Linked DNA regions of Mus musculus: region 1 is linked to region 2. A link is a loop called in an ENCODE intact Hi-C map of the cell type or tissue named here. Cell type or tissue: left cerebral cortex. All regions are shown on one strand. Each heading gives the region's core, and the rest is flanking DNA. Links, peaks and the distances in the headings are about the cores only.

Region 1 (2,919 bases), core at 120-2,619, 140 kb before region 2:
TTCAGAGTGTTCTTACTCTTTAAGTATGCACAGTATTATCTAGCTCTCTCAACAATAGAATTAATTGTATAAAAAAAAAATCTTTAGGGGAAAATACCTAACAAAAATTTGTTAAATGTAAAACACACAAAATCAGGACATGTGGTAATTTCAAAACTGGATAAATTGCTGCTTTCCTTATCATTGTCTATAATAAAGTTATTTGAAGCTATTAATAACTATTGATGAGCACAAATTAAATTCAAGTGGGAAAGTTTGTCTTTTAGATGAAGAAACTTCTGGAGTGTTTTGGCAGCAGTTTTTCACTTCCAAACAAGATAATAATTATGTTCAAACTTTTTATTCAATTAATTGGATTAAGTACGAACTTATATACTGCCTTGCAGGGATAATTAGCATCCTGACTAGCCTAGTAGAATAGAAAGTCTTCTTCTCTGGTACAATCCATATATGTCACTCTGCTCATAGTAACCGATGTTTCTGTTGTCCTTGGGTTCCAAATGCATTGAAATTTGGAAAGGTCCTACCCCTCAGTCCCAACACACATGCACTGCAGAGAAGAGAATAAAATAGATGTATGGATATTGTCCTTATATATCTATTCTATTAGGCAGTTCTTCATTATTGTAACAAAATGGTAGGGGAGGGGGTACTGTGAACAGGAAAAGTGGCCTTTGGCCCACAACTTTGGGTCCTTCAATCCTTGACCCCATGACGTCATTGCATTTGAGTATGTAGCAGGGCATCATACATAGGGATCTCCTGTGGAGAAACTTAACCATTTTCTTGTTGTTAGGGAAGCATTACAGAGAGACAGAGAAAGTGACTAGGGTTCCACCATCCCCTTGGAGATCTTCCCACCCTCTGTTTCGTCTTCTCCATCAGTGACCAAACCTTTTCACTGGGCTACACCTTCAGCAGTTTGCAACAGGTTTCAGCATCACAAGTCTGGAGACAAAGTCTTTAACATATGGGCCTTCTGGGGATATTTAAGGACTAGATTTTAGCAAAAATCTTGTAATCACTATACATCTGAGTCATGATCATGTAACTAGACTCCATAGTCTCAGTACTTTTTTTTTTTTGAGATGGAGACTCCCTATCCATGACTGGCCTGGAACTCACTATGTAGAGCACTCTGGCCTAGAATGCACAGAGATCCACCTGCTTCTACCTCCTGAATGCTAAAATTAAAGATGTGTACCACCATGACAGGCAAGACTCAATAGTTTTTCTTTCTCTTTTACAGTTTTCCAATTGAATCCTTCCTTCCTGCCATGAACAGGGCCTTTCCAATGGGGCTGGTGGCAAGATCACTCAGAACAGAAATCAGTTGCTAATTTGTGGACAGACAAAAGCCTTTGCTACTAACATGTGTGCATCTATAAATAATCATGAGAGAGAGAGAGAGAGAGAGAGAGAGAGAGAGAGAGAGAGAGAGAGAGAGAGAGAGAGAGAGAGAACATTTTCCTCTCTCTGCAATGGCATTTAACGAAATGAAAGCATTTCTTGGGAGGTAACCAGCCAAGTATGGAAGTCACTAGACAAGGGAACCAGTGACCGCATGAAACCACATTCACATAAGCTGCTGCTGCCTGCCCCTTTGTGGTTGCCTTAGAAACCAGCCTCTCTTAACAGTGAGTCAGATCCCTGCTCAGAGGAGCAGGTGGTGAATCATATCAGTCTCCCCATTCGAGCAGATGCCTGGTTCTTTCACTGAGTCATTCCCACCTACTCCTCTCTGTCTGCACTCTGACATGAACAGAAAGTTCATTCCAATGGCCTCTTGGTGCTCATCCTCACAGCACTGACTGCCAAAAGCAAAGGGACTCTGTAGATGAAGCAAGTTCCACTGCCCTCTGGAAAGGATGCTCTGAGCAGGAGTTGTCATCCATACCATCATCCTAGGTTTTCACATTCACTGCTGAGATGGATTTTGGGCTAAGAAGACTTTTCTCACAAGTCCACACATGTCTCTGTCATACAAGGAATAAATGTGCAGTGGCTTGCAATGCATTTTAAAGAAGTGATCACGCGTGGCTGAATGTCACTGCTTTGGAAGAAAAAGAAATCCTTTTCTTAAACCAGAATTGGAGAGGGATCTTGCTAGCCGGGAGGTGAATAGGGGAAATGCAGCTCTGGACACCATGGAGGATCAATAAATATTGACAGGCAGAGGAAAGCAAAGGGTTTTCGACAACCTTAACTAACACTTTCTAATAATACCAAACTGCAATCTGCCACCAAGGAAATCTAGCCTCACCCTCGAATATACTTGGAGAAACAACACAGGGTGTGAATGAAGTTCCAGGAGCATGGCAGCTGGTGATGGAAAACCTGCTTGCATTGCTCTGGGAAGCAGACATGCATCAGCACCACCTTCTGTGATGTCACCTGGCTCCTTGTGGCTGTGGGCAGACTTCCCAAGTGAGTGAAAATATACTGACCTAACAGGTGGAACTCTTAAGCTAAAAGCACAATACCAGGACTTTGGAGATTGCTCGCCAGCTAAAGGAGTACAGAACACAGTCCAGTTGAGGTTGCCCCTTCTGCCACTTTGCCCAGTAGTTTAGTTTAGACCTCATGAAAGAGATCTAGAATGTTACATTAGAATCTGAGAAACCTGTGCTGGGTCATAGCACTGAGATTGTCTTATGTTGCTCAAGACAGTTTCTACCTCTACCCCCATCACATTTGCTTGCTATTAAAATAAGGATTCTGCATACCCTGTTAAGTCCTTCTGCCTGTAATTGCAGATCACATCAGTGTTCTCTCCATTGAAATTCTTTTATTTTTTATAATTAGTACATATTTTAGCTGGTATAACACTGAGTCAAAGATTAGCCTCTTATGACTTTGTGTGAATCATGAGATTCATCCTGTAAGGGAAGGACCAGTTTCCTAAGCTATAGGATCATA
Region 2 (2,919 bases), core at 117-2,616:
TAAACCTTACGAATAACTTTACCTATTGTCTTAGGGTTTCTATTGCTGTGATAAAACACCATGACCAAAAGCAACTTGGGAAGAACAGGTTTATTTAAGCTTGTTGCTTGTAGTCCATAGTCCAGAGAAGTCAGGCTAGGAACTCCAGGCAAAAGCTTGTATGCAGTAACTAAAGCAGAAGCCATGAAGGAGTGCTGCTTGCTGGGTTGCTTTGCCTGCTTTCTTAAATCACTCAGGGCCACCAGCCCAGACAGACATAGCACCACCGCTAGTGAGTGGGACCTTCCCCACATCAACCATAACCAAGAAAATGTTCCTACATGCTTGTCCACAAGCCAAGCTGTTGTGTGAATTTTCTCAACAGAGATTCTCTCTTCAAAAAGAACTCTATCTTGCATCAAGTTAACATAAAACTAGGCCAACATACCTTCCAAACCACTAGGGTATTATAAAATTCAGCCACACAAATAGAAAACATGCCACAGTATTTACCTCTTGCAGGAAATGAAATGAAGACACTTTCACCTTTGTTTTTTTTTTTTTTCCCCACTCTGTCCGTTCAGATGAATCTCAAACTTTTGTTTCTTAACTGGGTGACTATTAATGTTAAAGCTGTGATGCCAAATGTTCATCATAGGAAAAAGAACATTCAGAAAAATGAATTTAGTTAGAAATCACCATCTCTTAAATTATTTCATTGGTAGTCAGAATGATAGTGTTTAAAGCTAGATTAGACTCAGAAGTGTTTTTGTTTTTGTTTTGTGTTGTTTTGTTTTCCAGTCTGTATTTTCTCAGACTGGGCATTTTCTTAGGATGTAGTTCTCTTTGATTCCTGCCTCCAAATGGGTGTGAAAGAAAAGGCAGTGTAAGTGTCCTCATTGATCTGGCTGTTGGGGCTGAATATATCCACAGGTGTACATAAATGCCTTGATTTGGGGTAGAAGGCAAGAATTCCATTCCAGTCCCAATTCTAAGACAGGATCCCTGCTTACTCTCTTGTTTAATTAAAGCTTTTCTTCTTATGTATTTTCTACCTTGAAAGTAGGGATTCCCCTGAGAATAGACCTTGTTCTTCAAACACAAGTTGTGACCTTGACCTCTGAGTCCCTGAAGTAGAAGGAGGTTCTACTCTTCAAATGGCAATAAATCTAATCTCTGTACAGCTAATATGACTTTTGTACGTTTAGTCTCTATTTTCTGTGGTTTCATATTATTGCTTCTTTCTATTCACTTAGTCTTCACATTATTTTGCTGTTCTTTGCCTTTGGAAAGACTATGCCTGTACTAACTGGTCCACATGGCCGAGTGCCCAGCATCAGCTCACAGGTAGTATGCCCAAACTCAAGCTGACATATTTCTCTGACCAAATCTCTTTTCTTTCTGCCTACCTTAGTCTCCTATACCTTCCAGGCAATTGTTAATTATTGATTCATTCCAATTCTTGGACCTTATGGATTTGCTCTCTATGCTCTATTTACTATTTCTAATATACCTTCCTTAAGTGGGAAATAATGAAACCTATGTTTCTTGGTTTTCAAAATGACTGAAGAATTGCTGGTATCACTTGAAAATTTATAAATAAGAATCACAGAGAAATAGCACCGTCGTGCCTGGCTGACTGGAGAATGCTATGCTGATGAATCCTGTCTGGGTTGGTTAGTGTTAGCGATGTCTTTCCTAAGAAAGAAAGGAAAATTGGAACTCTACACTTTTGTACTTGTTAAAAAGGGGGTTCTGGAATTTCAAATTCTCTCTCTCTCTCTCTCTCTCTCTCTCTCTCTCTCTCTCTCTCCTCCACCCAGGGACTTATATTGATATGAATCAAAATATTAAAATCACTCTCAAAGAGAGTAAAAGCTGAATCTTATGGACTAGCCAGTGCTTGGCCCACCACAGTGAGGTAAGTATGCTATTGTATATGGGCAATACCAGGAATAACTAGTTCCATAAAACCTTTAGAAAAATCTGTGTTTGGAAAACACAGCATGGAGACTGTATTGCCATGGCAACAAATTACTTTTATATAAACACTGAGTGAAAATAGCTCTCTCTTCCTCTGTGGAAGCGCATATTTTAAAGTACAAGGAACACTAAAAGTAATGGGCAGACAGGGCTACATGAATCTGGTTTTACTGTCTCTTGCTTCATTTATACCATTGTCGGTACAAATCCAGGATGAAGAAAAAATATTTTTAACTAGGGTACTGTCTCAGTTCTAAAAAGTAAGATAAACTTAGGAGAAAAATGTATAAATCATTCAAAAGCTTTGTTTTGACTTTAATATATTGATGGCAGAATTGAAGGTATCCAAACAGAACGTCCCTGATATGAAAATAGCATTTCTTCAAGAAAATGTTCCCTTTTCTATTTATAATAATTAATAATAATAATAATTCCCCAAATGTTTTACTCACCGTTCTAGCTACCCAAGAACCTTTCCTTTCAAGTTACATGAGAAGCAAATGTTTTGTTCTTCAGGAGTGATGACCTATGGCTTTTTCTTTAAACTGGGGCCTTGCTGCTCAATGCAGTAATTGCTGCAGGACATCACTCTGGGCTGGAGAAATGGGGCCATCCATCTCCAGAGTAGAAGAGCTCTGAGGACATAGAAGACAAAGTCACAGCACCCACTACCACAGTTGAATATCTCTCAGGGAGAGTTTTTCATTGTGTAGCTGGCTCCAATAACCTGCTTTGACAAAAGTAGAGACATAAACACCAAGTCATGTAAGGTAGATTTGAAGGGACTAAATATTGCGACATTTTCTTTCTCGCCAAGCATTATTTTCAACATTTAACAACAATTCTTCTTGCACATGCTCAACTGGCCAGGAAGAACGATGCTGCAACAGGATCCTTCTGCACACGTTTATTGGGAGAGCATTGATTGCATAGAAGAAGAACCCCGAACAAGGAAAA

Evidence for each region. Peaks named below come from ENCODE experiments on the same cell type or tissue, not always from the same donor. Only the 100,000 strongest peaks of a DNase experiment are listed, where the experiment ranks them.
Region 1: it touches region 2 in a loop (7-fold over the local background); 1 of 42 quality-filtered maps calls a loop at or near these places.

What each region holds. Positions count from the first base shown.
Region 1 is chr3:56,961,117-56,964,035 of GRCm38, forward strand. No RefSeq gene overlaps it. Among named protein-coding and RNA genes, the nearest start is that of Gm22269, 92 kb to the right of the region's middle. In left cerebral cortex, for the core only: a CTCF peak has its summit at 1,585; DNase peaks (open chromatin) are centred at 1,011, 1,657 and 2,312; H3K27ac peaks cover 2,262 bases.
Region 2 is chr3:57,100,439-57,103,357 of GRCm38, forward strand. No RefSeq gene overlaps it. Among named protein-coding and RNA genes, the nearest start is that of Gm22269, 48 kb to the left of the region's middle. In left cerebral cortex, for the core only: a CTCF peak has its summit at 420; DNase peaks (open chromatin) are centred at 286, 1,327, 1,648 and 1,989; H3K27ac peaks cover 2,388 bases.